Regions from separate parts of the Mus musculus genome. Here all the other regions are linked to region 1. A link is a loop called in an ENCODE intact Hi-C map of the cell type or tissue named here. Cell type or tissue: heart. All regions are shown on one strand. Each heading gives the region's core, and the rest is flanking DNA. Links, peaks and the distances in the headings are about the cores only. Region 1 holds the start of Ephb3 (Eph receptor B3). Region 2 holds the start of Gm16863 (predicted gene, 16863). Region 3 has its middle 14 kb from the start of Gm16863. Region 4 has its middle 36 kb from the start of Gm16863. Region 5 has its middle 24 kb from the start of Gm36224. Region 6 holds the start of Gm36224 (a long non-coding RNA gene). Region 7 has its middle 9.9 kb from the start of Vps8.

The links. Hi-C counts contacts between places; a loop is a spot of excess contacts. Peaks named below come from ENCODE experiments on the same cell type or tissue, not always from the same donor. Only the 100,000 strongest peaks of a DNase experiment are listed, where the experiment ranks them.
Region 2: it touches region 1 in a loop (4-fold over the local background); 4 of 42 quality-filtered maps call a loop at or near these places.
Region 3: it touches region 1 in a loop (2.2-fold over the local background); 2 of 42 quality-filtered maps call a loop at or near these places.
Region 4: a loop joins it to region 1, with 2.8 times the contacts of the local background. A loop is called at or near these places in 8 of 42 quality-filtered maps.
Region 5: a loop joins it to region 1, with 3.0 times the contacts of the local background. A loop is called at or near these places in 2 of 42 quality-filtered maps.
Region 6: it touches region 1 in a loop (11-fold over the local background); 38 of 42 quality-filtered maps call a loop at or near these places.
Region 7: it touches region 1 in a loop (8-fold over the local background); 13 of 42 quality-filtered maps call a loop at or near these places.

The regions. Positions count from the first base shown.
Region 1 is chr16:21,202,587-21,206,916 of GRCm38, reverse strand. It overlaps Ephb3 (Eph receptor B3), which reads right to left and starts at 2,122. Exons shown (of 16, transcript NM_010143.1): 1 at 1,654-2,122. The coding sequence starts at 1,747. In heart, for the core only: a CTCF peak has its summit at 2,485 (motif pointing left); a DNase peak (open chromatin) is centred at 2,236; H3K4me3 peaks cover 2,444 bases; H3K27ac peaks cover 2,442 bases.
Region 2 is chr16:21,292,792-21,297,121 of GRCm38, reverse strand. Gm16863 (predicted gene, 16863) reads left to right here and starts at 250. Exons shown (of 5, transcript NR_046162.1): 1 at 250-351. In heart, for the core only: a CTCF peak has its summit at 2,191; DNase peaks (open chromatin) are centred at 881, 2,071 and 3,351; H3K4me3 peaks cover 579 bases; H3K27ac peaks cover 3,719 bases.
Region 3 is chr16:21,308,735-21,313,064 of GRCm38, reverse strand. No RefSeq gene overlaps it. Among named protein-coding and RNA genes, the nearest start is that of Gm16863, 14 kb to the right of the region's middle. RefSeq lists an enhancer at 1,370-2,676. In heart, for the core only: no CTCF peak of the experiment used is centred there; a DNase peak (open chromatin) is centred at 2,054; H3K4me3 peaks cover 1,421 bases; H3K27ac peaks cover 1,800 bases; H3K27me3 peaks cover 1,231 bases.
Region 4 is chr16:21,330,828-21,335,157 of GRCm38, reverse strand. It overlaps the pseudogene Magef1. Among named protein-coding and RNA genes, the nearest start is that of Gm16863, 36 kb to the right of the region's middle. In heart, for the core only: a CTCF peak has its summit at 1,726; DNase peaks (open chromatin) are centred at 1,341 and 1,817; H3K4me3 peaks cover 2,717 bases; H3K27ac peaks cover 1,812 bases.
Region 5 is chr16:21,365,331-21,369,660 of GRCm38, reverse strand. No RefSeq gene overlaps it. Among named protein-coding and RNA genes, the nearest start is that of Gm36224, 24 kb to the left of the region's middle. In heart, for the core only: a CTCF peak has its summit at 2,020; no DNase peak of the experiment used is centred there; H3K27ac peaks cover 1,615 bases.
Region 6 is chr16:21,390,857-21,395,186 of GRCm38, reverse strand. Gm36224 (a long non-coding RNA gene) reads right to left here and starts at 3,637. Exons shown (of 3, transcript XR_001782019.2): 1 at 3,421-3,637; 2 at 2,180-2,330; 3 at 1,321-1,478. It overlaps Gm36150 (a long non-coding RNA gene), which reads left to right. Exons shown (of 3, transcript XR_384725.2): 2 at 74-313; 3 at 2,465-2,685. In heart, for the core only: CTCF peaks have their summits at 2,257 (motif pointing right) and 2,915 (motif pointing left); a DNase peak (open chromatin) is centred at 2,246; H3K27ac peaks cover 2,371 bases.
Region 7 is chr16:21,411,011-21,415,340 of GRCm38, reverse strand. No RefSeq gene overlaps it. Among named protein-coding and RNA genes, the nearest start is that of Vps8, 9.9 kb to the left of the region's middle. In heart, for the core only: a CTCF peak has its summit at 2,499 (motif pointing right); DNase peaks (open chromatin) are centred at 2,540 and 3,360.

The DNA.
Region 1 (4,330 bases), core at 1-4,000:
CCATTCATAGTTGATCACAAGGGCCTCTCAGTCACCATCAGCTCCTTGGCCAGACACTACTAGCTAGAGCCTGCCTCAAAGGGTCTGAGGATGGTGAAGGATGAAAAGGAGGAAGGGAAGACCCCCCTCAGGTACCCCTAGCTCATCTCCCCCAAACCACACACCTCCACCACCACTCCATTCTCGGCTCTACCACCTACCACTACCTACCGCACCCCACAAAAGGGGCCACGGGACCTGATACACACAGGTGACACACAGTTTAAGTGTATGTTTCAGAGTGCATGCACCAATGTTGCCTCTCCTGCGCTAAGATAGTCCCAGACCTGGGAACTCAATAGGCTCCCTGGCTCACACCCTTCAGGCAATCAACAACAAAGCCCTATGCTGGTTTCTCACGCCTGAGATCCTATCACACACATGTGGGTGAGTGGGTGAGTGTGTGTAAGTGTGGGTGCAACCTCTGTGTGTCTGTCTAAATTTGCATGTGTCCACCCATGTGAATAAATCCCTCAGCACAGTGGCACCAAAATTCCAAAGGCCAGAAGCCTCTCTGAACTGTTTCAGAGATTTTGTTTTTTCTTCCTAACCTTTAAGTTTACACTGTGAATTTATGGAAAGGAAACCAACTGCATAGGGATCGTATTTTGTTCCTCAACTAAAAAAGTGCATCTAACCAATACACCAAAAATTAAGTACTGCCTGCATTGCAATTTTCCCTCAAATTCTTTGCTGCCCTCCCTCAACATTGAGTTTCACCCCTGACTGAATAGGTTTACAATTTTTGTAACACCAGGGGACTGTATGTGCCTCTAGACTGTGTTAGTGACCTGTGCCGGTGTTCCCTGTGGGTTCATGTCAAGTGGCGTAAGTGTGAGCTCTCTTGTCTGGGCCAGCCACACTCGGGCTGTTTGTTTGTCCAAGTTCAATTTCTTCCCAGTAGCAGTCTTAGTAGGTTTCACTGAGCCCACAGACAAGGCTGACCTTTTCCCGCCGCTGATGACTAGTAGCCACTCGGCTCAGGTGCTCCCCGGGTAAATCCCTGTTGGTGAGGGTTCAATGGAAACCTAAGCCCTCCAAAGGTCCTGCTGGAGGTGGGGGTGGGGTGGGTCCGAGAAGGTTTACAACAGACACACACACACCTCTTGTGTTGCTGGCACTTGAAAAACCATAAACAATGACAGGCCCCCCTGCCTCTCCACCCCCGCAGCCATCCCCTGACAAAGCGGGGTGCACACAATCACGCTTACTGTTAACTACAACGGGTTCCCAACCAGTGCAGCCCCCAACCCGAGGAGCTTCGCTTCACCCGCCCAAGCGCCCAGTCCCGCAGCCCCCCCGCCTTGATGCTGAGTCGCCCACATTTCCTCGCCTTCCAGAGGTGCGAACCCCCGAGGGTCTCGTTCCTCTGCTTTGACTGTAGGCTATCCCTTCCAAATGGAAAGAAGAAAAAAAAAAAAACCCGAAAAACAAAAAACAACCCACGGCCGAACTGCTGCTTTCGGGAGTCGGTGCTGAGTCCTGATGCTAGCAGTTTCCCCAAAGAGGGCTGCGGAGCCGGCTCGAGCCTAGAGTCTCCTTGGACGTGTGCTCAGCCCACGGCCCCACACTGCGGGGCTCCCCGGTAGCGCGCGGGACCCCGACGCCGCTCACCTTCCAGCGCCCAGCAGCCGGCGGGAAGCAGCAGCGGCAGCAGCAGCGGAGCGAGCAGCGGCAGAAGCCCCGGCGGCGGGCGGGCTCCGGCCATAGCCCGGGGCGCTCGGTTGGGGGGCCGAGCCGGGCCGCGCCGGCGGGGCTGGGGACGCCCGAGGAAGAAGGCTCGCGCACAGTCCAAGAGATCCCGTCAGGGAGGGGGAGCAAAGCAGACGGGCTGCTCTGTAACCGAGGTGTCGCCCAACCCGGGACTCCGGGTAGATGCCGGCAGGTCGTTCCCGCGGGAATCTGGACGGACCGGTCCAGGAGGATCCGGGGCGCTGGGTGGCTTGATGCCCAATGACTCGGGAAGCGGAGGGCGCAGGTGGTCGCAGGTTCTCGGGGCACAGTCCACTGAGGCCGAGCTCAGATCCCGGGATCCTTGTGCGCTCGCCGTCCGGGGTAGGAGCCGGTATCTGGCTGCGCCGCTCACGTACTCACTTCTGCTGGTCCTCGCGGTGGAGCGGCCGCTCTGGGCGAGAGGGGCAGGGCTACCTGCCTGCCCGTCAACACTCAGGCCACGCCCCCAGAGGCCGGCCGCCCACTCACAGACCGCCCAGCCAGCTGGTTCTGCTGCGAGAGCACTCTGCTGGAGTTCAGTTGGCCGCTCTTCCACCGAGCCCACCCTCGGCGTCCTGGGGCTTGCAGCAGGAGGAGCCATTGAAAAGATGAATTAGACTGGGCGGAGCCACACTGTCAGTCAATCGGGTAACCCCGCCCCTCTCTCCTATTGGCGATTAGTAACCAGCTCCAGTCCTAGACGGTGATAACCAGATAGAACGAGCTGGGGGCGCCCCCCTGTGGTTAGCAGACCCATGGGATTCTGTCAAGAGGCTTTTTTTCTTCCAAGCACATCCAGACCCAGGACAGGCCTTAGCGAGTAGGGAAAGGAATGTGGGGCGTGGGAATTACCCACCCCGGCAGAGCCCGCTTCAAGGGACGCTCAAGGGTTTATTTATTCGTCTATTCGATTGTGATAATTTATTAGAAAATATTTTTTGGGCACCCACAATGTTTCAAAGTGGCTAGAGCAGAGAAGCGTTTATTATCCCGGAGCCATGTGTTAACTGGTGGAGGTGGGTTTAAAACTCACAGCGGGGCTAACAAGCATTCCTGCCGGGAAAGAACCTACCTTTTCGAAGCACAATGTTAGGTCTAAGGAAACGGGATCTAAGTGACAGTATACAAGATGGATGAGTAATAGTGTATTGAGGATGGGAGGCAGTGCTCCGGGCAGAGAACATACACTTTTGTGTTAAGACCTAGAATCGAAGAAAAAAAATGTTCAGAATAAAGTTCAGAATCGCTTGAGTGCAGAGTTAGAGCGGAGAGAGGGTGAACCGGCTGAGGAGAAGTAGATGAGGAGGGGCCCGGAGGATACGATTTTGGACTCACAATGTAGCCTTTCTCTTGAAACAGGGGGACATTACATTATCAGATTGGCATGTCTGTCCTGGGAGGATGACAGGCAGAGACAGTGGTGGAATCCTGGGGGCTAGTGAAGGGGCCATGTAGTGGAAGGGAGGGTGGTGGCTTAGACCATGACTAGAAGGAAGAGCCAACAAGTTAAGTTTGAAGTGTATTTGTGCCTAGGTGAATGAGAGAGGTGCCGGGGTCGGAAACATCAAAGAGAGCCTCTAGGTTACTGTGATGGACTTCTGCCGGTTCACTTTTAGAACATTTACAAGGTGTAATAAACACCCTGAAACAATACCTCACACTTATTCAGGGTAGGTGTTATTATAGCCTCATTTTACAGACAAAACTGAAGAAAGAAAGTAAAAGAAAATACATAGACAAACTGGCGTGTACAAAGGCTTGGCAGCTTGCCCCAAGTTACAGGAGCTGAACCCAGGACAGTGTAGTTACAGACACTCTGCTTTATTAAAGAACTAAGGAGCACCTTAGCATGTGTTCAGAACCTCAAGCTGTCCCTTCCCACCTCACATGCTAGGATTCAGAGTATCTGCAATGTGGAGCTCAGGATTCTGTATTCTAACAAGTAGGTGGTTCTGATGTGTACTGAATTCTAAAGTCGTGACCACCATGCATCCTCTCATGGGCCTAAGGGGTGACCATCACTCCATGGTCCCTCAGAGCCTTCCGTACCTCCCCCCATGGTTTCTGGGCCAAAGAAGGAGAGTTGAGTTAGAGATGGGCTCAGAAACACGATAGACAGACTGACTTGTCCCTCTGATCAGGAAGCACCCTTAAGACTCCAGTTCAGACAAACCAAAGCAGGGTGGGGTAAGGTCATGGGTCCAGAGCCTAAGGGTATTGCTTTGAAAGAGCTTTGTCTCTCTGGGCAAGGCTGAGGTGGGTGTGGATGCATGAAGCTGGGGTGGGGGTTGCCTTATTCAGAGGCTCTGACCTATTGAGTTCTAAAAGCTTACAGAAAGCTCTAGTCCACCGGAGGTATCTTAGAAACCGTCATATCCAGTTCTCAGTTGTGGGACTGGAGATCCCAAGATGGAGAGCAGGGACTGCTTGCCCTATAGCCCTGGAGATCTGGTTGATGTTGACCATTGTGATTTTTAGCAGGTGGCCTGGGGGTAACACATCCCAATTAAAGCCTTGCTTATTGTAAGGCAGATCTGTGAGGCTGGCACTCCTGTTTACTCAACATCTGTGCCAGGCT
Region 2 (4,330 bases), core at 72-4,071, 90 kb before region 1:
GTTATCTGCTATATACATAAATGCTCAATACACAGCCCCAGCCCCATTATTAGCACTGCTTTGGCAACTAGCACTTCCACATAAACAGCCCCAGGGAAAAAGACCAAGTGGCACTCTGTCAGATTTCTCCATCCTCATATTCTGGCTCCAGCCTTCCTTCATCATCTGCTTTGGATGTGGTGTGGTAGAATCAGACAACCCAGTTCTCATTCCACTTGGCCGCGTGTGAGCAAAGAATTTCAATTCAGTGTCCTTATCTGGATGGCAGGGCTGGTAACTTGTATCCTGGGAGGCTTCTGGGATAAAGCTTTATGATGCCCAAGTGTTGAAGCTCCTGCTGGCACACCTAGGGTGAGTAGTGTCCTTGCCTTTCCTCCCACTGTCCCAAGACCCCATGTGGGGTCCAGGGCTGGGCTGTGGGTCTGGGTTGCTGGGTGGTGGGGTGGAGTGTGTAGAGGTAAGAACCAAGAGATGAATGCATAAATAACTAGCCATCCTGGTCTCGCTTCAGAAGTCCCAGTCTCCAACCCTTTAATCATGGAGCTGCTCTTCCCTGGCCACCTTCCAGGGCGCCGCCCACTCACTTCCCGGAGGAGCACGGTGCAGGGAGCCTGTCTGCTTCACATGGCATGCTTCTAATGGATCCCAGGAACCCAGGGGGGCTGCCTTCCTCAGCTGACTCACCCTGCGTCCAACACCCCCCACCCCACGAAGCTTCCCAATCCTAGAACTCTCTTTACCCTCTCTACCGCCACAGGGCTCTCCAACCTGCCTTGCCCCTAAGCCCTGCAATGCTGGAAAGGGGGGTCAGACAGGACACTGTCCTCTCTATAGTGACCATTTGTATGGCCAGTCCCCAAGGCCTGATCGTTCCAAGAGTTCTCATGGGACAATGGAAACCTAATATTAGAAAGTGAGCCAGTCTCAGAAAATCCAGGACATGTGTTTGCCATGTTGGTTAGCAGTCCCCCCCACCCCCAGGCGAACCTCTCTTTATTCAAGGCGGAGTATTCCTTAGGGATCAAGAGTGAGAAGTATGTTGGGGGCGGGGAGAGGGATTGCATATGAAATCACATTTGGCAACTTGAGTCGTATTTTAATGCACTAATGGAGTTGGCTTCTTGAAGAAAAGAGCTAGTGAGTCTTTCTCTCATATGGGAATGAATTCATATGGGAAAGCATTCCAATAGAAGGAGCTATTTTTAGATTTGGATATACTGGGTTTGCTTAAACTGAGGCACACCGGGTGTTCAGTTTATAACCCTCTTTGTTTGAGGTCTCCCTCCCTGAGTTTCGGAGGTACTGGGGTTCAACCCCCTGTTCTGTCCTTTGCATTCTTGGTGAAGGTGAGGCGGGTGGTGTAGGAGACAACAGCTTCTCTGAGCGCTTCCCATCACATGACCTCAGTTACAACTCTGTGAGTGGCAGAAAGAGTTGGAAAGATGTGAGTTGGGGGGAAGGAGGCGGGGGGGGGGGGGCGGCAGCAATGTTTTCCTGAGCACATCAAATCAGGTCGCAGCAGCAATGGGCTCATGAGATCCCCTTTCCCCAAGACTCTACCCCTAGAAGTTCTTCAAAGCAACATCTGCCTGCTTGGGACAAGCATGTGCCCACTCCCAATTCTCTGTTAGGTCTGCAAACCTAAACACAACGTGCTTTTGTAAACCGTCACCTCCCCCCCCCCCCCCCGGGCTCCCCTTGTCCTGAGTGAGTTCCTCTCCTGAGCTTTATACACTGAGCTCTGGCGGACAGCCAAGCTGGAAGGTAAGGGTTAGCAAGTCACCTTTGCCAGAGAGTTGTCCAAGCACGGCTAGCCTGTGCCTCTCGGGGAGTCATATGGTCCTAGGCTAGGAAGTCCTTAGCAAGCCCTATGCCTCCAGTCCCTTCTAGACATGTGAAGAAACTGAGGTCAAGAGAGAGAGATCTTAGTCAGGGTCACATGGCTCCGTCAAGAATCAGTGGGGGCCCCTCCCCCACTCCCTCTGGAGTGCTGCATCTCTGGCTGCCTGAAAAGCCTCCAGTCTGTCTGGGCAAGGATCGTGTCCCTCATTAGTCCACGCCCAGAGTTCTGAGTAAGTGGTGTTGGCTGACGGCTGACAGCATTCTTCACAAAGAGACAATTTGAGAAGAGCTCTAGAAAGGCCTGGCGTTCCATCCTTGTCTTTGGGAGGCAGTGTGGTGCAGGGAAGGAGTCCACCTGTGGCCAAAAAGCTTGGGCTCTGGTGAAATCAGGGTGCTCTTGTGTACAGAGAGCCTGGCAGAGGGTTCAGCACACAGCAGGTGCCACAGTGGAGACATTTCTGGAATATTAGTGCTGATCCTGATACTGTGTGTCCTTGAATAAGTCAACCTCTGTCTCAGGGTCTCAGTTATCTGGGGCACGGGATAATCCTGCTTCTTATCCACATGGGAGACTCACAGGGCTTCAAAGATTTGTAAAAGATGAGTTTGCTCTAAGCCTAAGAACAAGGAGAATGGGGAGGTTCAGGACATGGTTATGCGGTTATTTGTATCATGCCGGGCATGGTGGCACACACCTTTAACCCAAGCACCCAGGAGGCAGAGCTCTGAGTTCAAGGCCAGCCTGGTCTACATAACCAGTTTCAGAACAGTAAATGCTACATAGAGAAACCCTGTCTAGAAAAAGAGAGAAAGGAGAGAGAGAGAGAGAGAGAGAGAGAGAGAGAGAGAGAGAGAGAGAGAGAGAAGAGCTTGTATCACTCTTTCAGAGGATCGGAGGTTCTGTTTAGTGTCTAGCATCCAGGTTAGGCAGCTTACAACTGCCTGTTACAGGCTCTATAACTGCTTTCAGGGAGTTCTGTGGCACTGGATAGCCCTTTAAACCCCCGAGTGAGAAATGCAATTGAAGAAAGTGCCTTGGACTCAGAATAGGAAGGTTCCCATTCCTTTAGCCTCATGCTTAAAGTGTTCCCACCCCTCAAGCTTCAGGTGCTCCTACCCCTCAAGTGTCAGGTGCTCCCACTCTTCAAGCTTCAGGTGCTCCCACTTCTCAAGCTTTAGGTGCTCCCACTTCTCAAGCTTCAGGTGCTCCCACCCCTCAACTGTCAGGTGCTCCTACCCCTCAAGTGTCAGCTTCAGGTGCTCCCACTCCTCAAGTGTCAGGTGTTCCCACTCCTCAAGCTTCTAGCCCCATAGCTTGTTTCTTTCCATCATCTGTGAAGACAGAGTTCTAGGTCCAAAGAGGTCCAGTATGGGCTAATGGCTATGAAGGACAGTCTGAGGCCTGGGGTTTTGGAGGCATCCAGAGTGGGGCATGTTGCAAGATGAGCAGCTGGGCCCAGGCTGTAGGTGCTGACAGAGCAGAGAGTCTGCCCTCCCTCTTTGGGAGTGAGTGACAGCAGCAGGTCCAGGCCAAGTGGCCTGATGGGGCTGTCAGGCCTCTTCAGCGACCATGAGATCCCGGAAATACCAGGGCTGGGAGGGGTGGTGGGGGGACAGAGGCTAACCTGTCATTTGAATCTCTGCTAGACTATCCTTCAAGTCCTGGCCACACTGACTGTCTTGCCTAGCACCGTCTGCTGCCACCAGACCCCAGCCCTGAGCTTCCTCTCCTATCGAGCTCCAACACCATACTCAGAAAGACTTTGTGTTTTTCAAATTAATGCAATTAAGAGCATTTAAGTTTGTGAATGATAGAGGGTTTTTTTTTTTCATTTTCTTTTATTTGATTAGAGAAATTCCCACCGCACAGTTCCTCCAAATGAAACCCAGACCTGAGGCCCATTGTTCGGAGGGCTTCCATGAGAATGTGTTACCTTTCAATCTCACACACTAATGTGTTTAGCGTTACAGTCCCCCCCGGGGCGGCTGCAGGAAGGATCTGGAGCCTTGATTAAAGCGGCCTTTGCTGGGCAGGAATGTGGGTCCCTCCACCCGGGAGTCACAGGGGCTGGGTGCTTGGCTAGGCGGAGCCTCTGCTCAGATGGCCAGCAGGGGACTCAGATCCCTGGCAGCTGTGCCCGCCCGAGTGGAATTGGTCCTTTCCCCCTCCACTGCTGTGGGTCCTCTGAACCTCCTGCACCACCCTGAGCCCTATCACATTTATCAGCCTACAACTGGACACTGCACGCACACCTTCGTCCCACTTTTTGTCTCGTTTTTGTTGTCCCTCCCTCTGTTCTTTTTCTCCTTTCTTCTTCCCACCTTTCGGTCCCCAATTACCATGTGGGTCTGGTGGCACAGAGACATCACACTGTTCCTCCTCGGCTGGTCCAGGGCCTGAGCTCCAAGGTGAGGCAGAATTAGATCCAAAGCTAAAACTGATTAGAGCAATGTGCAGGAAGGCCCGGGAAAGGGAGGATGGTGGGTC
Region 3 (4,330 bases), core at 262-4,261, 110 kb before region 1:
TGGGCTGGACTTGAACTTACTAGCCCTGCCTGGCGTTGAACACATGATCCTTCTGCTTTAGACCCTAAGTGTTACCATTGCAGACAACATAAAAATCAACAAGCTAGCTTACGTTACTTTTTAGAATACCAGATCATCAAAATCTGTTATGTATTTTACACATCGTATCTCAATTGAGAGTCGTTCTAAGTGCCTAGGTGGCTATCATATTGAACTCATAGGGTAGCTGAGTTGGTACATGGCTGGATAGACCATAAGAAGAGCTGGGAAGGACCCATGCATAGGGACTGAAAGGTTTCAGGTTAGACCAGTGGCAGCTGCAAGTAACCACAGCTTCTTGAGAACGCCCTGTAGCATGTGAGGGGGCACTCCTGGCTGAACAGTTTGGAGGCTGCCCACAAGCTAGACCAAAACATCTCAGAATACTGGAGACCCAAGAAGAAAAACCCCTGTCAGGAAGGACTGGGAGGGTTGGCCTCCTGCCTCACCTGAGACTACAGGTCACATAAGTAGGGTCTACAGTGTGAATTTCCCTCACCAGAGAGGCAGACAGATTATCCCAGTTCTGGTTGAAAGAAAGCTGGGGGACCCTGAGGCTGTTTTATGGGTTCTTCTGGCTCCTCTCTCTGCAGCAGTCACACCAGGTCCTTCGTCTGCTCCCCCACCACTCCCTCGGCCCATAAAGGGTAATGAAGCTGATGTTAAAATAGTTACATGAAACCCACTCATTTGAAAGGGCACCTGCTTTAAAGGCCAAATTTCCTGAGCCCAGGTTTATACATTAAGCTACAGAAACCCCTAATTAATTCAGACCCCACTCACTTCTGACTTTGCCTCTAGCTGGTCTGAAGCCTTTCCTTTCCCTCTATCTATGAAGAAACAGTTTGCTAAGCAAATAAATAGTTCAGGCAGGATCACAGAGGCAGGTCTGGCTCACTTCACTGTTTTCAAGAACTTTAAAAAGTTTGCTTGAGCAGTCCTCTTCCCAGAAAGTTAATGAGGTCATTACAGCTGGTCCCTATCTTTAAACATTTCTATTCCCAAACTACCTATGAACTGATGTGGCCCTTGGAGGGGTGAGTCCCACTGTGTTCAAACAAGGAACTGAATATATAACTGAGCACATAGTAGGTGCTCATTGTTTGCTGAATGAATGGAAGTAGACACAACAAATAATCTCTCTCTCTCTGTCTGTCTCTGTCTCTGTCTCTGTCTCTGTCTCTGTCTCTCTCTCTCTCTCTCTCTCTCTCTCTCTCATTTCAGGTGAGAAAGCTAAGGCTCAGAGAGGTCATTTGTAAGGCACTTTCAGAGTCAAAGGGCTCAGGGCATCCCTAGAGCTGGACCAGCCAGGCTGCCATTAAAAAATGAGTCCAGGGTTTGAGGTTATGCTTGGTGCAGGGGCACCTTACTCTGTTGTACTATTATAGTGTTAACCCAGCAACAACGGATCGGCTGAATTCTTGAGGAGCAACACCGAAACCCCTGATTGTCCTTTTATAATAGCCTTTCCCCTGGTTACAGGTATCAGCTCTGAAGCCTGTCTCTGAAATCCCTGACTGTGACCCCGATCTCCAGCCAAGGGTGGACTTTGGGATGTCAGGGACAGAGCAGATCAGTTGTCCCCTTGCGGGAGAAGGGATGAGAAAGGAAGGCTGCTCCAGACTGATCTGGACCGAGTTGCTCCTGGGTCCTCTTTCCCCAGGAAGGATGGGTTTTGTTCTCCAAGCGTTCCCTGGCTCCAGATCAGGGCGGGGTGGGGGGTGGGGCGCAAATGTTGTCCACTGACTCCTTTCCCTTGATGAGGGTAGGGTGGAAGCGAAGGAAAAAGGGGAAGACAGCCTGCGTGCTCTCTCTGCCCTTTGTTCTGACGGCTCTGCCCGCCTGGAACACCGCACAGGGAAAATTCCCTGACCGTGAGATCTGCAGGCTGCAGGGTCCCCGGGGAGGGCCGGGCCCCAGGCTCTTTGGAGCTGCAGCTGGAAAGAGGGGTTGGGTTTCAAGGAGTGGGGCTGGGGGAAGGCAGCCTGCCTTCCCGGCGGTGAAGGAGCTGGCCCTGGGAGCCAGCGGTGCCGACAGCTTCCTGTCGAGAGCTGGCGGCCCACGTGACCGCTCCCCACTCAGTGGATTAGGGGGTGAAAGGCCCAAGAGGGAGGGGACGGGAGGGGTGCCCAGGCGCTATCTGCTCGTCTCGGGGAGTGCTTGCAGGGCAGAGCACCAAATCCGCTTTTGCTAAATGAATTCGGCTGGCTCCTTGTCACACGGTCCAGCGAGCTGCCTCTGCCTAAAGAGGGAAGGAGGAGAGTCTGGGCTCTGACTGGGACTACGGGCCGCTAGTTTAAAGTCCCCTCCTCCCAACCTGGCCACACACATCCCCACAGTGCTTGTCAGGGAGGAAATGTAATAGTTACAGACCTGCCGGTGTTGAGGAGATGGGATCCGGCTGCGACACAGAGAAGACTATGTGGCAAGCTTGAAAAGCTATCTAAGTGTGTAGCTCTGATCTCCTGACCTCCTGACCTCCTCGACCCCGCACTCTACCCCCACCTCTGACAGGTTCCTCCTCTAGGTCAAGTGCAGCCGCCCTGACAAGGACATCTGGCCTAATCTTAGAGCCGTTTTCTGTTTAGGCGTTATTGAACTCCTTCTGTGTGTGGAACTGGGCACAGAAATGTGCTGGATACTGATCTGCCTTAAGGAGAGAGACTTAAGATGAAGTTTGAGCATAGTAGGGTAACCCAGGGTGCAGGCTTAGAGTTCAGAGAGAAATTAGGGCCCAGTCTAGTAGACAGTTTGGAAGAACAATTGTCCATTCAGCCTGATTGATAGTGCTTCTCTCCCGTGCCACCTCTTTCTTGTTCCCAGAGCAAAGAGGTGACCTAGAACCCCACAGATCTGTGGAGGTTTCTGAGTCAGCTGAGTTCACTCTCTGGTTTGCCACACTCTTTTCATTCTTTCTGAATGTCATAGGGTGGGGGGATCGGAAGATGCCACACAGTGCTGGCCTTCTCAAAGGAGGACTCACAGTCCCAGGCAAAATTTCGCCTGACCCAAGAACACTTGATCCACCAGCCCTCCGTTAAATGCTGCCTTAGGCTGGAGCAGTGGCAGCCTCCCCTTGGTGATCAGTGGTATGGCTTCACTTGTCCTGTGGGTGGTTTCTGTTCCAGATTCCATTTCTATGGTTGATATAGCTCAGAGTCCTGTGAAGTCAGAAAACCATGCTTTCCCTTCCACTAAAGGTGATAGGAAAAACAGCTGGGTCCCCTGGAGCCAGGAATGGTTGAAGATGGGGTCTTATCTGTCACTTCATTTTGATCAGCATCTGCTTTATAGAGATTGACCTCTCACCCAGGATCCTGATAGGATTATGGAGTGATAACTGGGTGAACTGTCTAGGAGTTGAGTTGTCCTGGAGGAGCCCTTCAGACCTAGGAGGCTTCTTTAAAATCAGCTGCCAGTCCTGTCCTGTCCTGTCCAGTCCCCATCCCTCCAGTACACTTAACATTTCTCACTGGTTTCATTTAAGACCTGCCCAGGTACCATGACCGAGATCTGGATGAGGACGCTGATGGCTATCCTTCAGGATCTTCTATTAAGAATTTGCACAATGCTGGGCATAGAGGCACACAGTTTTTAATCCCAACACTTGGGATGCAGAGGCAAAGACAGGTAGATCTCTGTGAGTTTGAGGTCAACTTCAGTTACATAGTGAGCTCCAAGACAGCCAGAGCTCCACAGTCTTCTCCACTCCCTGTCGGATACTCTTGCCCATCCATCAGCCAACAAGCAATAATAGGTCATTAATAGGTCACTTCACTTCTCCTGCACTCAGTTTCCTTGCCTATGAAATGGTGACTGTAGCAGACAAGTGTGGTTGCCTGGCAGTCTTGAGAGCCCCTACCAAAGACCAGCAGTGCCTACTTATGGGTGCCCTGGTGCCCCATTCACCCAAGCCAGAGACGATGCTTGATAGTTCAACTGTTGCAGGTCAAATATGGGGCGGGGCACAGCGGGTGGTGGTGGGGGAAACCCCAGTGGAAAGGGGAGCATTCTCAGGACTGAACAGAGTGAACCTCTGGCTCCACCTCCCTGCCTTAACTAGTCCAAATAGTCTTGAGTGCTGAAAAATCCCCCAAATGTTTCTAAGCAAAGAATCCCCCAAAGGAGTGGTTTCGTGTCTGGGGTTACAAAGACTTTGTTACTTCAGCAAAGCGCACTACAAGCCATTTACTGGCTTAATTTAATTATTTATGATAACACTTCAGAGTAAAAACTACACTTGTCAAAATAAAGGGGACTTTGTGCTGCAGTGACCCAGATTTTATTGTTG
Region 4 (4,330 bases), core at 84-4,083, 130 kb before region 1:
TAATACTTTTGCTAATAGGGATTTGGGAGGACTAAATTATATTGTACATAAAACGTTTGGCACAATGCTAACTAACAATTGCCTCAAGCTAGACTATAATAAACATCCTCCTGCCTCATTTACACACCTCAGTGTTCCTAAGTCATATGATATTAACGACTAAATATTTTTCAAAGATAATTTTCGAAGCAGGGTCACACTAAGTAGCCCAGGCTAGATTTAAATCCTTAATTCTCCTGCCTCATATGTTGGGATTATACATAAGGCACCACGGAGGACTTCATTTCTGAAAAATTTTAGAAGAAATATTTCATATTTAAGTCTAGAAAAGACTGGCTGCTGTCTACTTTAAATGAGTAACTGCTATTTCCTAAGGGGCAGGGGGAGCCTTCCATCATTCATTAGATGTGGACTGTGAGCCCTGAGAGACTTCAAAACTAAAGTCACCCCTCCTTTAGGGTGTTTCCTTAGGGAGACTAAAGAGGACAAACCTGAAAATAATCATAATATAAAGCAAAATATATGTCAATGCATCTATCAATTTAGTAAAGAGTGTGGTCTCTAAACTTGTGGTATGCAAGTTCAAATCTCAGCTGTGCAACGTTTGACAAGTTATTTAACTCTTCTGTGTGTTACCTCACTTTTAAAATGGGGACATTTACCCAGCAGGGCGCTGTATCAGTGATTAATAGCTAAAGTGCTAGATAGTCAGTGTGTGCCAAGCACAACGGTAAGTGTTCACGTGAATTACGTAATCTCCACAATGCTGCTCCTACTGTTATACCCATTTTTATCACTAATGTCACTAAAGGGCAAAAGCTTTTGTTAACTTGTCCACGATTATGTAGTTGGAAAATAGCAAACGCCATAGGAAAAGGCCAACCATTTGTAAAATGTACGTGAGAGTCAAATATAGGAGAAAAATGCCTTTACAATAAAGCCTAGCACATGGATGTTAAATAAACATAATTGCTGTGGTGGTGATTCAGAAATAACAGTAAATATCGAGCACTTGAATGTTAAATAAGCATAGTAGCTGTGATGATTCAGAAATAACAGTATTTAAATTCTGTGCATGACCTCCAAGGGAAGACTTTTGAAAGGTGACCTTTAAGCTTAGCCCTGAAGAGTGAAGACGATTTTAAAAGATGGGGATATTGGTAGGAGAGGGAACTTCAGAGTGGGGAGGAGGGATACGAAGCGCGAGGCAGAAGGGGTTAAAAGGTGGTATGAGAGTAATTCTGATTGGAGGGAAATGTTTCCTTCCCTCCAGCCAGCCACCACCGGCTCGTGCGCGATGCGAGCGTGGTATGTGCTCCCTCAGTGCATCTCTTATCACTGCACAATGTGCTGTCCTCACCTTGCAATTAACCGCTGAATAGCATTTCACACTGACTCCAAGAACCTGTTCCGCACTGTAATAAGCACCCTCTCCACATGCCCCCGAGGCCGCAGACAAAGACTGCAGTCTTTTCTTCATTGTCCAGAAAATTTTTATTTTCCCTAGTCTCCTGTTGGGGCCCTTCTCTTCTAACTCACCATTCCAGCCTTGTCTATGTGCAGGCATAATCACTTACTAAAAGAATATGCCCGGACTCGGTTCTGTGCTATTTCTTGAACAGAGGAGCTTCCCCACCCGGAATGGCTGCTTGCAGCGTTTCCCCCAGGCACACGCACACACTCCCCGCGGCGCCTGCACCTGCAGGAGCCATTGCACGCCGCCAGTCTAGGAGGAAGCGGAAGGGCTGCGAGCGGCACTGCCGCTGCCATCTTGGCCGAGCAAGCCGGAAGTGGCGAGCCCAGACTGCGGCTGCGCGATCGTGGGCGGGTGTGGGACTCGCCGCGACCTCATGATGCTCCCGCCGCCGTCTTCCCGGGCCTGTTCGCGCAGTCTCAGGGGTGGCATGCCGGGCACCGCCTGCCCGAAGGCATGGGGCAGAACCCTGAGAGTGGGACAGTCCTGCCGCCTCCTGCCGAGGGCGAGCCCAGGTCCTGGCGGCTTCCCTAAGCCATCTGATAGGACTGCCGCCTGTTCAGTGCAGTTTCTGCTGGTGAAGGGCAGGAAGAAGGGCCTAATCGCACGCTCCAAGACGGTGAAATATGTTATCGGAGACTTGAAGGGTCTGCACCGGAAGATCAGCTCAAGGGCCGCAGAACATCGCTGTACGTTTTTGCTTCCCAGCTGAAACAGCTCCATCGCAAGCACCACACTTACATCCTGACCAACAGGTTAAAACCTCTTGAGGGGTTGGAGGAGGATCTGGGAAGAGATGGCCCCAGATTAGGACTCTTAGTGATGATCATGGGTCTTATCTACATGAAAGGTAATAGCACAGTTCTGGGAGATGCTGAATTGCTTGTAGGGTGCTTCCATCAAAATATCTTCTTTGGTTACCCAAAAAGGCTAATTATGGAAGGTTCTGTTCAGCAGCGATGCCTTAGTTACAGACAGGTGCCTCACACCAAACCATCGGAATATGAATTCTCTTGTACTTCCCGAAGCAACCTGGAAAATCACCGAGGTGGAAGAAGTGGGGCTCGTGTCCAGGTTTCAGAAGAATGAACTACTTATTGGCCAGAGCCCTAGGAGCCAGAGCCGAGGTGGCCCATGTTATGGCCACCCTCCATGGCTGGTGAGGGTGGGGGGAAAGATGGCCAACGAGGGCCTAGTGGGCTTGGTATCCACTGTCTTTGAGTTGTAAGTAATGTCATTTCTGAGAAAATGGTGAAGCTTTAGTTTTTAGAGCTTATCAATTGTTAGCTTTTGTTACTTTTAATATATTAAATTGCTAATTTATATTTATTGCTATAATTTTCCTATAGAATTTTGTTGTAGTTTTGCTGATTTTTTAAATTAGGTATTTATTTCATTTACATTTCCAATGCTATCCCAAAAGTCCCTCACCCGCTTCTCCACCCACTCACCCACTCCCAAGTTTTGCTGATTTTTGTAAATCAAGTCGTAAAACTTTGTATTTTATTCTGAGATTCTGAATGCATTGTGCAGCATTGTAATTCTGGTCCTTGGTTGGCATGAAAGGACACAGCATATTGATCAGTGTGTGTGTGTGTGTGTGTGTGTGTGTGTGTGTGTGTGTGTAAGCTTATTTGATGCCGAGCCTCTGACATTTTTTGTTTTATTACCAAAAAAAAGTATGTACTTCTATTTACTTTTATTATAGTGATCTAAAAAAAGTTAAAATGTAGTAAATGAGTATTATATCCTGGTACACTTAATAAAGTTGTTGAGCACCTTAAATTTTGTGTTGCACAGTTAAAGTCATTATTTGGGAATAGAATACATCCTATGTTTGGTGGGAATAGTAAATAAACCGGAAATTACGGTACAATGAATGAAATGTCACAAAGGGATATGTGATCTAGCTGAGGTGGTTGAATGAGGCTCGCTTAAGGTTTCCTTTAATCCCCTCAGACTTTGGGGGAGCTCAGGGGAAGGAATAAAAAGAGACGGAGGAGTTGGGAGTGATACTAAAGAACACCGATCATTTTCAGTCACATAATCTTCTTTGGGAACTCTATAGGTGTGTGTTAGAGTGCTCAGTGATTGTGGCCGTGCTCAGTTTGGCTCTCACTACCTTCCTTCTCATGACCCCTATAAGGATCTCTCTTCTATCATCGCCTTCAGAAGCGAAATAGTGCCTGAAATAAATAAATAGAGGAAACACATCTTCCCACCAAGAAGCTCTACTTCAAGATCCATCCCTGGCAGGAAGCCCAGGGCTTGTGTCCCGTGGTTCAATCTGCTGCTTTCCTACTTAGTGGAGATATGTAGACACCCACATATTCTCAGTAGTTCATGGCCTCTGCAGTGCAGACCACCTCCCTTCACTCTGGGAAATTACCAGCAGGGGACCTAGAAGGAGCGGAATGCACTAGAGATGGGCATTAGGAAGCTGTGTCCTTAGGGCGGCCATAATAGAAAGGCTGTTTTCTATTTATCAACGACTTATCTGCTACTTTTATGCTCAAATTGTATTTTTTGAGTATGGTAAGGTTGTCAAGGAACATATTTTAGGACAGGAGCTCAGGGATTCAATGATTCAGATCAAAGAAATCAGAACAAAATCTTTCAATTAATAGGCAGTTTAGTAATGATTAAAAATGGCTCTTGGGTAGTCTGTAATTCATATGAAGATGACCTTATGGGTAGCAAGTTAATTAAAATGGGAATAATACTTTTGCCTTTAAGAGCAATGCCTTCTCTCAGGCAGTGGTCAGAAGTGTGAGCATCAAGGATCGGATTACCTGATTTTGACTCAATCACTCAGTTAAATTATCAAGACAGAGCCCAGGTCTCTTCCACCCACAC
Region 5 (4,330 bases), core at 99-4,098, 160 kb before region 1:
TCCGGGTGGAAAGCTAAGATCCCATCTCCTTGCTTAGACACACACCACTCTTGCCTTGTTCAGGCTAGACCAACTCACAGTCACCATTACCTTGCTCAGGTTAGACCAATCCAAAGTCTCCTGCAACCCCTGAGCTGGGCCTGCTCTCCTGGCTTTGAGTCTGGGACTCCAGTGAGAGGTAAGGCTCACTGCCTCCCACTTCTGATGGCCTTAGACACTCAAACTACTGCTGCTGCTGGTGCTACTAGTACTACTGCTACTATTCCTACTACTATTCCTATTCCTATTACTAGTAGTAGAAGTACGTCCTCCTTCTCCTCCTCTTCTCCCTCTCTTCCTTCTCCTCCCCCTCTTCTTCTTCTTCTTCTTCCTCCTCCTTCTCCTGGCCCCTAAAGACTCTTCCCTAGCCAGGGACCAATCCCAGTGCATTTCTTGCACGAATCCAGGAATCTGGCTCACACACACATACACACCACAGTCTCATGTAGTCAGCCCTACTTGAAGTCTGTGAGAATGCTCCTTGAGATGTTGTTTGCCTTTCTCAGTATTTGCCACACCTTGTATCTGGAAGATGTATTTGGTAGACACGGTAAACCATAATAAAAATAGATTTTCCCAGTAGTCACCTGATTCTAGAACAAAAAAGAAAATGCAGGGGTCAGGTAACCCAATCCCCTTTTTTTTTTTTTTTTTTTTTTTTTTTTTTTTTTTTTTTTTTTTGGTTTTTCAAGACAGGGTTTCTCTGTGTAGCCCTGTGGTGTAGAACAAGTAACACAGGCTGACTTCAAGCTCACTTTATAGCCAAGAATGACCTTCTTCTTCTTCTTCTTCTTCTTCTTCTTCTTCTTCTTCTTCTTCTTCTTCTTCTCCTTCTTCTTTTTTTTTTTTTTTTGGTTTTTCGAGACGAGACAGGGTTGCTCTGTATAGCCCTGGCTGTCCTGGAACTCACTCTGTAGACCAGGCTGGCCTCGAACTCAGAAATCCACCTGCCTCTGCCTCTCGAGTGCTGGGATTAAAGGCGTGTGCCACCACGCCCGGCTGTTCTTCATTTTTTAATTCCTTCCTCTATCTCCCTAGTGCTAGGACTATTCATATGCACCAGCACACACCGATCCTCTAAACCAGGGCACGTCATGCTAGGCAAGGGCTCTCCCAATCCCTGCCCCTTTCCAAACCTTTAGCCGTCAGATTCCATCCACACTTTTACTGGTAGCTAGACTGAGGCTCAGGGAGTGTGGTGGTCTAACCAGTTGTGACAGCTAGGACAGCCTAGTGCGGATGGAACTCAGAATGTAAAGAGTAGGGGACAGAACCCCTCGACTTTGGGAGGGTGCCCCATGATGAGGGTGATGGTGACAGTCCTCTGGAACACCGCTGCACTCCAGATTCCCCTCTGTGGTCATGGCTCTCAACGTCCAGGCCAGATCCCGCTTCTCGTCAAAGGGAGGGAGGTACAGTTTTACATTAGCTCAATCAGGAGTAGGGGCCCCTAAGTCCAATCTGAGCTCAAAGAGTGTGGGAGAGTCAACCAAGCTGTGCCCCAGTCTCATCAGCTGCAGAATGGAGAGATAACAGATCCTATGTAACTGCCTAGCAGTTACTACCCTAGCTCAGCAATTCCCAACCTTCCTGATGCAGCTACCCTGTAAAACAGTTCCTCATATTGTGCTGACCCCCTACCCACAAAATTACTTTTGTTGCTACTTCGTAACTGTAAGTTTGTTACCACTATGAATGATAATGTAAATATCTGATATGTAACCCTGGAGGTTGTGACCCACAGGCTGAGAACCCTGCTCAGGCACTACAAAGTCAAGGGCTGTGCTTCAGTTCCTGCTGGATCTGGAGGGTCTCAGTCAGCAGAGGTTACAGACAGCACTCCGTTGTGTTTGTCATTACCTGTCCCTGGTTATTATTCTTTACACTGCTTGGCGTATGTTCTTGTTCCGCCTCCATCACCGTTCCTGCATGCTCCCTCACCCTGCAGACTTAGCTTGCTGGTCTTCCAGCTCTCCCACCTGCAGGGGGAGTACCCAGCCTGGCCAGCGCACGGCTTCCCTGCCCATCCCTGTCCCACGGATGTTCAAAGTGCTATTCCCTCTTCTGTGTTTTGAAATTCTGGCCAGCCTCCCCTAACTTACTGGGCTCTGCCTAATAAGTCAGGAGTGGCAAAACAAAGCAAATCAAAACTCGGCATTACTTTTCCCCAAGAAAGCTGCCACTTATTTTTGTTTTGTCTGATTCAAAACTGCCTGATGCAATTCCCTTCTGCTCTGACAAATAGGACCCTCAGCAAAGAAGGAAACAGAGCCAAGGCAAGAAGAGAAGGTGCCAGAGGCTTTCGGAGGGCTATGAAATCCCCACCCAAGAAGGCAGCTGGATAGTTCTCTTCTGTGTTGGGGCCTTCACTTTCAGGAAGACAAGACTCATCCATTTGAGTGATTCTGGCAGGGCTGGGGCCAAGAGCTTTCTTCCCTTCTGCCTCTGCTTCCTGAGACGGCACAGAGAAGGCAATGGCTGCCTTCACCCCATTGTAGCCCAGAGGCCCAGTGCAGAAACAGGCCCTTGGAAACCTCAGAGATCCACTCACCTTGTATTTTTCTCCACAACTGAGGATTTGCATTCACGCTGATTTAGTGAAAATTAGTGAGATTTGGGAAATTGTAAGATAAATAATTCAACTCTGCAAACTAACGTGAAGGCTGGGTGAGGTGGTTGGTAGCCTTCTGTGATCTCAGCATCCAAGAGGACAAGGCAGGAGCTTTGCCACTAGGTTGAGACTAGCTTGGCCTATGTAGCAAGTTTCATGTCAGCCATAACAACAAAATATGATCCTATCTCAAGAAAGTCCACAGGCCCACACTTGAATGGATAAGACGATGTCAAATAATAATTTGTGAAGAAAAGGAGTTACAACCTGGGAGCCGCGGCTCGCATCGTCAAGCCCACACTTGGGAGATAGAGGCTAGAGATCAGGAGGTGTTCAAGGCCATTCTCAGCTACCTAGTGGGCTGGATCCCAGACTACATGAGACTCTGTATTGAACAAATAAATGCACAAACAGAATATAAACTAATAATTAAAATTGGGCATATGGATGTATGCCCTATACCAGGAAGTAGCTCCCAGCCACTGCTCCGGTGCCATGATGCCTACCATGATGATGAGGGACTAAACCTCGGGAACTGTAAACCAGCCCCAAATGAAATGTTTTCTTTTATAAGAGTTGCCTTGGTCATGGTCTTTCTTCACATCAATAGGCCAGTGATGGAGACAGTGTCTGTAATGGCAGTCAAGCTTAACTTAACTAAGTAGACAAGAGTGTTAGCTCTGCACAGTGCTCTTAAATTGTATCTACTGTTGTTGTTGTTGTTGTTAGGAGGAGGGTGGAAGTCAGAAGAGAACGTCACCAGTCAGGCTTGCTCCTTTACCTTCATGTAGCTTCTGCAGACGGAGCTCAAGGACAATCACCCTGCTCTGCTGAAGCCACCTCATTGGCCCCAGGTAAGTGTCTTAACATTGGCCTCCTGTTTGCCTGAGTTCAGATCTTCCCACCAGCACTCTGAAGTCCAGCAGATGGTAAGAATGTCTCCGACTATGACCACAGGGCTTTTGTAGGAGGAAAGGCAGGTCTCGGTGGTGACAGGAAAAGGTATTCTGTGGTCCACAGCTTCAGGACTAGGTTGTGAAGCTAGGGAGTCCTAAGGCTGGGACCACTGCCACAGGCAGAGCCCAGAACATCTCGGGGGGGGGGGGGGGCTGATGTTTGACCGATAGTGCCTATAGCTCCCTGGTTCCAGGGGGTTCCCACTTTTGTCCTCTACCTCATCTTTACCTGGTGTGGTGTCTGCTCTCAGCCTTTTCCACAACTATACTAGAAATCTAAGAATGGTCCCCTCTCAGGGCTTCCAAATCACCTCAGTTCCTGTGGCTGAATCTCTTCCAGGACCTGGGTGGGGTACCCCAGCATCAGAACTTGTCACCTGGGCACTCTTGCAGAGAGAATGGCTGGGTGCAGCTGCAAGAAGAGGGAGATGAATGCACGTGCACACAGGGAGCTGAGTTTGGATGGCTCTTAGATAAAGCTACATTCTGTGTTCTGCAGCGGCCCCACTGGAACTGATTCACACTAGCCCCATGGGATAAACCCAGGCCACTAGCTGTGAGCCTCAGTGATCCCCAGCCTCAGCCTGGCTCTTTTGATTCTCAGGAGTCTGTGACCTCTGAGAAGTGAGCACAGGGAAGGTGCCCAAGATGAAAAAACGTTTCAAACTCCCAGCAGCCCTGGCCCCAGACAGCATGGCAGGGCTCTCCCTCTGAACACCCACAC
Region 6 (4,330 bases), core at 75-4,074, 190 kb before region 1:
TAGGATGGGCAGAAACCAGGCCCCACTGTGGCCACAATCTGCCTACATCAGAATGCCTGCTCCTTCTCTTCAGGATGTTTGGCCTCCTGAATATTTCACTCTTTCATGGGATACTTCACGTCATGTCCAGAGTCAGCAAAGCCCAAAGATGCCCTTGTGACAAGCCGTGCTGGCATTAGAAGGCTCTTGTGTGAGCACTGTTGCTTCCTGGTGTGGTGACCTTGGGTTGACTTTGTCACCTCACAGAGAGCTCTCTGCAGTGAAGATGAAATAGGTCGTATGGACAAGTGGCCATCAGCAGTGCGCCGTGCAGGTCAGTGACTCTAGCTGCCTTGCTTCTTCTTGCTCACGCCTTTGCTGTAAAGGACATCTTGCATGAAGTCTGTCCTTGGAATACCCCTGCCTGGGATTTCTATTGTCAATTTACTAGAGAATATTTATGTCTAAAACCCTGGGAAGGGTGGGAAAAAAAAGACAGTAAAGTTTTAGCACCCCCTCTAAACTGAATGACCTCCCACCAAGCCACCATACACAGCTATCCATTAGCAGTCAAGCCCCACCCTCAAAGGTGTCTGTGGGGCCCAGCTTCACTCCAAGAGACCCTGCAGGGGACTGACTATGAGACGCTGGTTGTATGAGTGACCAGCACACTGAGGCTACCCTGTCATCCACAGGAGGATGGGAAGGGGGGGGGGGAGAGAGAGAGAGAGAGAGAGAGAGAGAGAGAGAGAGAGAGAGAGAGAGAAACAGTCTGGAAAACAAAGCTGGATTTCTAAGCACCCAACAGTGGGATTTTCCTGGGGTGATCTGGAGACAGAATCTGCAGGACTCCATTGAAACCAGTTCTGGGATAGAAAGATAGAAAGAAACCTAATGGGCCCACGTGTCTGTGAGCCTGGCATGGTGGGTGATTTCCAGGATGCTACCAAATTTAGGCTCTGTTACTCTGCTATGAGCCCTTTTCATTTGCCTGTTTCTAAATAACTGCACTAGACTGACCAGTCACCACCCCTCTCTCCCTCCCTACCTCCCTCCCTCTCCCTCTCTCTCCCCTCTCCCCTTCTTCTTTCCCCAGACAGGGTTTCTTTGTATAGCCCTAGTATACTCTGCAGACTGGGCTGGCCTTGAACTCAGAGATCCACTTGCCTCTGCCTCCCTAAAGGCATGCACTGCCAGGCTGCACTGGGATTTTCATTCCTTTTTAACTTGTGCTTGACAGTGGAGATAATATGGAGGATGAGACCCCAGAACTCTTCCTTTGCTCAGGTCTTTCAGTGCTATCCCTGCACTCTAACCTCCCATCTGCTCACGTACCTGGTGGTGGCCAGGAACAAACTCAGCACTCCGTGCTGTGCCTGTCACTCAAGGCTGTGGTGTCATAGCTACCAAGCCAGTCATCCTCAATGGGCATCTGCCTGTGTCAGGCTCACCAGGCATCGCCAGGCATCGAGTACAACTTCAGAACGGAACCCTGTTCCCTGGAAGATGAGAGAGAGCTGCATTATGGTCCAGTTCCCCAATTCACCAACTATTTTGTGGCAGATGTGACTGACTCCCACCTACAACCCTAGCCTAGTGTGCCTGCCTCCCAGAAGGCCATCTGGACCAACTGGAATCTGCAGGTTAGACAGGAGCCTATTGCCAATTGCAACCTGGAGGGCGTCGTTTGGGTTTTCTGACCAGTCTATTGCTCTTTAAGGCATGGACAATTATAGACACCATATGGGACTACAAGAAGGGTAAACCAGGAGGTATAAATACAGTATTTTGTAAACACAGATCTTAGACAAAGGACTGTTGATTATTGGTTGATTGTGCACAAAGCACACCAACCCATACCAATTAAGGATTTTTAAAAATGAGGTCTTATTATATTTCTGTGGTTGATTGATTCCTCCCACCTCAGCCTCCTGGGTAGCTGGAACTATAAGATAGACTCCACCATGCCCAATTCAAGGGGTTATTTTTAGATACCTTATCTAGAAGCTGGAATGCAACCTTATACCTTTTTTTTTTTTAAGCCTGGGCTAACCTGTACTGTAGCAACTTGTTGCTTTGCATATTAATATTCTACAGTGCCCTGCTGACCTTTATAGAGCATAGGGTGTTCACCCCCTTAGCAAAAGGTCTTCTTCACTCTCTACCTCCCGGGTACACAGCAGGGGGCCCCAATACTTACTTGATGAATGGCTGGACCAAGGCACTGGATGGAGGGGGTGGAGCTACTGTTGGAGATATCAGATGTGTGGCCACCAGGGGGCAGTCACGCTCTTCTAAGCAGGACCACTTGAGTCATTGCAGAGCCCCTCTTCTCAGAGGCAGAGAGGGCTCTGCAAAAATTACTCTGGTTAATAAAGGCCAGAACCTAGGGTCTGAGTTCTCTCTTTGTGTCTGGCACTAACTCTGTACAAAGACAGGCCCATCTACAATGATGTACTGAGCTCTGCTTTCTGCCTGTATACAGCCTGTGTGCCCGCCCAACAGTCGAGAGGACCAAACCACTGGGGAGAACTGAGTGTCTTTGCTGGCAGGATCTGAAGGCCAGTGAACACGTAGTGCATACATATGAGTCTATGAGCGGCATATCTACTGGAATTCTCGAATACCCTTCATGCGGATCTGGCCGTTCACACACTGTCACAAAGTGGACCAGCACCAAATAAAAGGAGCTCCGATGTGGAACTAGCCTACCCGCTGACTTGCTTTGTGTGTTGGGCAAACAGTGTCCTTTCTTTGAGCCTCAGTTTCCTCACTATAAAGTGAGGGCTTTGAGAGTTGACTCAGCGGCTAAGAGTGTTGGCTGCTTTTCCAGAGAACCCAGCTTTGATTGCTAGCACCCATATAGTGGCTCAAAGCTGTCTGTTAACTCCGGTTCCAGGGGATCCAGCGCCCTCTTCTGGCCTTCACGGGCACTGCATGTATGTGGTGTACAAACATACATGCAGACAAAATCCTGTACACATAACACAGGAAAAGGGTCTGGGAGAGTGATGTGGACTTTGCACTAGATGGCTAATGGCTTCTCAGGCTCTGATACTGATACTCTGTTAACGTCACTGCATATACCACCAAGCCAAAGGCAAGGAATTATTTTTAGATTCCTTACCCAGAAACTACGACACCCCCCTTGCTTTTCCTTTTAGCAGCCATCTTATCCTAAGCTGCCCTCTGCAGCAAGGCTCCTCAACCTATTTTGTAATTGTTGCTTCGAATACTAATCCTGCAGTCCTCTGCTGACCACTTTTCCAGTCTCCTGTGACCTCTTCTTGTCTCTGGGGTACAGACTAACTCAAGTTCAAGGCCTCCAGGTCATGTTGTGGCTTCTCAGCCTAGATTGGAGCTTGAATCCATAAGAGGGGCCTCTGCCAGCCCCTGGCTTTTTACATGACAAAATGCAGCCTCATTTGGCCTGACACTTACACATGCTGCTCAAAGAAGGTTCGCAATGGTGTGGGAAGGCGGCTACTCAGCTCTCTCTGTGTGGATGTTCACCAGGTGGGGCCGGCTCCACTGTCTCTCCTTGACCTCAGTCTTCGTTCCCTAGTTCTCAGCCCACCAAGGATCCTGTCTGGCCATCTATGTTGCCATCAGTGGGTAGGCAAAGAGCATGGGTCAGATCCGCTGGCCTGGGACTCTGTCAGCAAGCAGCGTTGGAACCTCTCACTCCTAGAACCTCTTGGGATTCGTGCCAACCCCCTCTTTTTCACCTCCAGGAGGGGCAAGCCACATGACAACCTACCAAGCACAGGCTGCTGTTAAAATGAGGGGAGAGATGTTTCTTCATAATTTCCCCCTCTTGAAATAAACCCAGACTTAAGAACAACAGAAACACGCAAAATGTGTTTTTAGTGGAACCCAGATGGAAGGCTGAAAGCCCAGCGGGCTGTCTCCATAGAGGATTCTTGTCTCTGGAATTTTGCCCTCTCCTCCCCACCCCCTCAGGCACATCCCCTCCCGATCTCTGGGACTGGGCTTTCTGGTCTGGGGTAGCCTCCCCCATGCCATCTTCCTGGTGGTGTTTCAGGTAGGCGCGTGATGGGAGAGGGGAACCTGGTCACCTCCTGGACAAGGCTCAGTCTGGTGAGAGCCACGGTTTCAGAGATCTGAGGAGAGGGGAGTGGGGACCAAGACCAGCTCCGTCCAAACACCTGGATCTGTCGAAATACAACAAAGAGAGTAAATTAAGCCATCTGAAAAAAAAGTACTGCAAGGAATTCCACTCACCCACACGGCCCACTGCTTCTCATTACATAGTTACAGTTTTCCATATTAACATATGCAAATCCAGCCCAGTGCGTGAAGATTTAGGATACAAAAAAGGCCTTTTCCC
Region 7 (4,330 bases), core at 174-4,173, 210 kb before region 1:
AGGGCAGCAGCCCCAGGCCACTTAGCTGAAACCAAGGTTACCCAAGCATTTCAAGAACTCCCCCATCTAATATTTTCAGAATGAGCACATCTCATCCTGCCTACACCCCTACAAGGAAAAAGGCAGACTTATTTGAACTCAGCCTGGTGTCTTGGGACTGCTGCCAGAACTTGGTGACAGAAAAAGGCTGAAAAGGGGACCTGGGGCTTGGCTCTGGGCTGACCAAGGGCAAGGATAATAGAGGGTTGGGAATTAAACAACCAAAGTCCCAGGGAAAAGGTGAACAACAACAATGTGAGTATCATCGGTAAACCAGACCTGCCTTACCATTCTGCATGGAGACTGCTTTGCTTGCAAAAAGGACATGTTACTTCTTACAGACACACACACACACAAAATATGAAAAATTCTAGTCAGCTGAGGAAAAACATTCAAAATGATAGCAATGTTCCCGTGTGTGGGTACCACAGTTCCCTAGCTCCTCTGGATAGGAATTGAGGCACAATTTAACTGGGTTCTCTGACTCAGGCTTTCTCCTAAGTCAACATTCGAGGAATCAGCCCAGCTGCTCAAGTTGGGAAGGATCTGCTTTCAAGAAACTGGATAGTTTCTAGCAAGATCCTGCTCGCTGCAGTCAGTTGGACTGAGGGCCTCTGATCCTCAGCTCACCCTGTGCCAAAGGTGCACTCAGATCCTTGTGGTCTGAGCATCTCCATAAAGCAGCTCACTGCATGGTAGCTTTGTACAGGCAAGCAGAAGGAACCAGCAAGAATGTGAGTGATACAAGCTGAAACCTTTCGAAAACTGGTCTCGGTTGGAAGTGATTCCCCTTTCTTTTTTTGGGGGGGTGGGGGGAGTTCGAGACAGGGTTTCTCTGTATAGCCCTGGCTGTCCTGGAACTCACTCTGTAGACCAGGCTGGCTTCGAACTCAGAAATCCGCCTGCCTCTGCCTCCCGAGTGCTGGGATTAAAGGCGTGCACCACCACGCCCGGCGTCCCCTTTCTTTTATGCTGCATTTGCTCCCTCAGCACACTCAAGGGGAGGAGATAACATGATGGATGTTTAGGAAGTAGTCGCTGCAGTTGCTTTAATTATTTTGTGTTTATTTATTTAGTATATATTTGTGTGAGTCTGTGTGGGTGCAGGTGCACACGTACTGTGAATCTCAGAGAGTTGGTCTCCTGTCTTCTCATGGGGTAGGGAGTGGAGGGTATAACTCAGGCTGTCAGTGCACAAACAAGCTCCCCTACCCACTGAGCCTTCTAGCCAGCCTTCTAGAAGCCATTTCAGATGCTGTTATCAAAGAAGGAGGTCTGCCTCCTCCTTTCTAAAACTTCCTAAAATTACACGTGCCAAGCCTGCTTGATTACTAGCCCACAGTTAGCTTCAAGGTAGGCTAGGAAATGTAGCAAGTATTCTAAATGCCAATAGCCCATCTAAAAGGGAAAGCTTGGGTCAAGGAGATGGCTCAGTCAGGAAAGTGCTTGTCTTTAAAGCAGACGGACCTAAATTCAATCCCAGAACCCAGTTTTTAAAATAGCTGCACACATGGTGATGTGTGCTTACAGTTCCAGCTTCAGGGTCCTTGGCTAGCCACTATCCTATTTGGTGAGTTCAAGGCTCAAGAGAGACCCTGACTCAAAAATAAGGTAGACATTGCTTCTGAGGAATGATATGCAGGCTTGTCCTGGCTTTCATACATGCACACACATGCATATGCACCCACATAAGCATGAACATTACACATATGCACACACACATGCAGAGAGAGGGGGAGGGAGAGAGATTTGATCATGGAGAACGACAGCCTTCTGGAGAGTAGGAAATTTCTGTGTGCTAGGAATTCCCCAGGCGCCAAGGAAAAGAAAACCGGTTGGAGGGAATCTAGTCTGGGTTCAAGTCCTACATCTGCCACACTCTGTGTTTCATAAATAACCTCGTTAGTATGTTCAGAGTAAATGAAATGACTTCTGAGATACATCTTGAATACGGTAGGGCCTCCCCTGGAGAAATATCTGCCAAGGGCCTAGGAATGGCTTGATGGATAAAACACTTGCCTGAGTTTGGATCTTTGGCACCCATGTGGAAGCTGGGTGGGAGTGTAATCCCTCAGGGGGCAGATTCCGGAGATCTTTAGGGCAAAGTGGCTAGCTAAACTCAGACCCTGCCTCAGACACCCGACAACAATCTTGGGCTTCCACATACACACACACCACACACAAACTCCTGTAAAAGAAAGAAGAAAGGAAGCATTTAGGGTCATTCCAAACATAGCTTCATACCTCAGAGGCTTTGAAGCCCGGCTGTGACAGCCAGTGAGCTTGCTGTGTCACTCCATGCCATTCACCTAACTGCTCTGAAAACTAACCACATGTTAGTTTGCTCTGCTTACTGAGACGGGTTGCTGAGAGGGATGGCGTGTGTGACCTGTTTAAGGATTTTCAGAAAAATGTATACACTAAGCAAACGTCACGGCCTTAATGACCACTAGGTGGCAGTGGGGAGCAAGAGCCTTGGGTTATGGCCCATGTCCACCAGATGGTGCTGGCATTCAGTAAGTAACACATGGCTCTTCGAGGAGACTTTACAAGGGGTCCTAGAAAGGCACTTGGAGATGACTGGTGCCACACCTCAACCAAAAAAGAGGAGAATGACACCAGCCAGGGTGGGGTGGGACGTCAGGAATCCACACAGCACTGCAGGCTGAGCCCTGGCTCCCCTGAAACCCAGGCTGTCGACTCTTACCCATACACTGTGAAGAAACTCACATTCTCTCTGGACTGACACTGGAGCCCAACTAAGTCTACCATCTTCTTCACAGAGTTACCAACTTTTAAGACTCTGAGAAATATCCACAAATAGCATCTGTCTCTCTAATGTATAGAATAATTGTTTTAAGCTTTACAGTCAAGGAGGACCTCAATTATATCAGTAATATAGGCTGCAAAGTCGGCTTAAATATTTTTCCTCATGGGATTGGTACAGAGAGTAAATGAGATTAGTTATGTGGTTGTAGTACATTAACACATGAAGCACTTATGAAGAACTACACACTCCTACGCAGTTTTATTTATTCTAAGTACTTTATTCATTTAATTCTCACCATTACCTCAGGTCATATTATATATACATATACACATACGTATGTATGTATATGATAACATATAAATATATATGTTATATATACAAATATTTACATACTATCATAGACATACTACTTACCCCACTTGTAGCTAGTAAGTGGAAGAGGCAGGATTTGAACTGTCTTCAGAGCTGAAATTTTTACAGCATAACCATGCTGATACCCAGCTGAGAGGCAATGCCCAGTAAGTGACAGACAGGGGTCCACAGAGCAAGCTGGGGACCTCAGCTTCTGGGACAGGGTTTGGAAAGAGAAAGTCAGCCACACTTCCCTATTCCTCCACAGCAGGGGAAGTAGCTCATTTGAGGGAATCTGCTAAGCACTCAGATTAACTAACAAGGACACAAGATTTAAAAAAAAGAAAACAGAAAGTAGCTGTACCAAAGCCACAAACAGACTGACAGACAGACAGAATGACTGACGGACTGACAGACAGACAGACTGGCAGACTGACTGACGGACTGACTGACAGACTGGCAGACTGACTGATGGACTGACAGACAGACTGACTGACTTTTAGACCAGAGATCAATGCTTGAGTTCATTGCTGCAGTTTGCTGGCTCTGGGTTGCTGGTAGGCTGTTTAAGATAGAAGAGTGTTGTGTTCCTCATCTGAAAGTGGAAGCCAATGAGCTACTTTGCAGAATTACGAGGGCTGGAGACCAATGTGATCAAAAGGCCTTTTCTATCCCTATTATGCTACAAATACACACACAGCATACATTACTTCACACTGAAACTGTCCTTCCATCTATGTGCAAATTGGCAAACACACAGACAAAAATGGCTACCATGGAATCACTATAGCATACAAAGCTCATCGTGGACAGAAACTTCAACTGCTGGTGGAAAGGGATCGAGATTCAAAGACATTATGGTAGTGTGCCTTCCCTTCAAGATGGCAGAGGCGATGGACATATGGACACTTAATGTGTGACTTTAGAGAGATGGAGTATACAGTGCACATGAGAAGGCAGAAATTTTTTTCTGTTGGTACAAAATGGCAAAACAGATGGATACAATGCTTTAAAATTAGCTCTGAAGGATGGAAATGAGTTGAGAAGAACATGCCAGAAACTATCAGAGTTCATTGCTGAGACCAGAAAGGGTGGGGCTCATTTGGAGAATAGCAAGCAATCCAGACTGGCAGTGTAAGCTAGGCTTAAGTGTGTGGAGGCAAGAAGTGA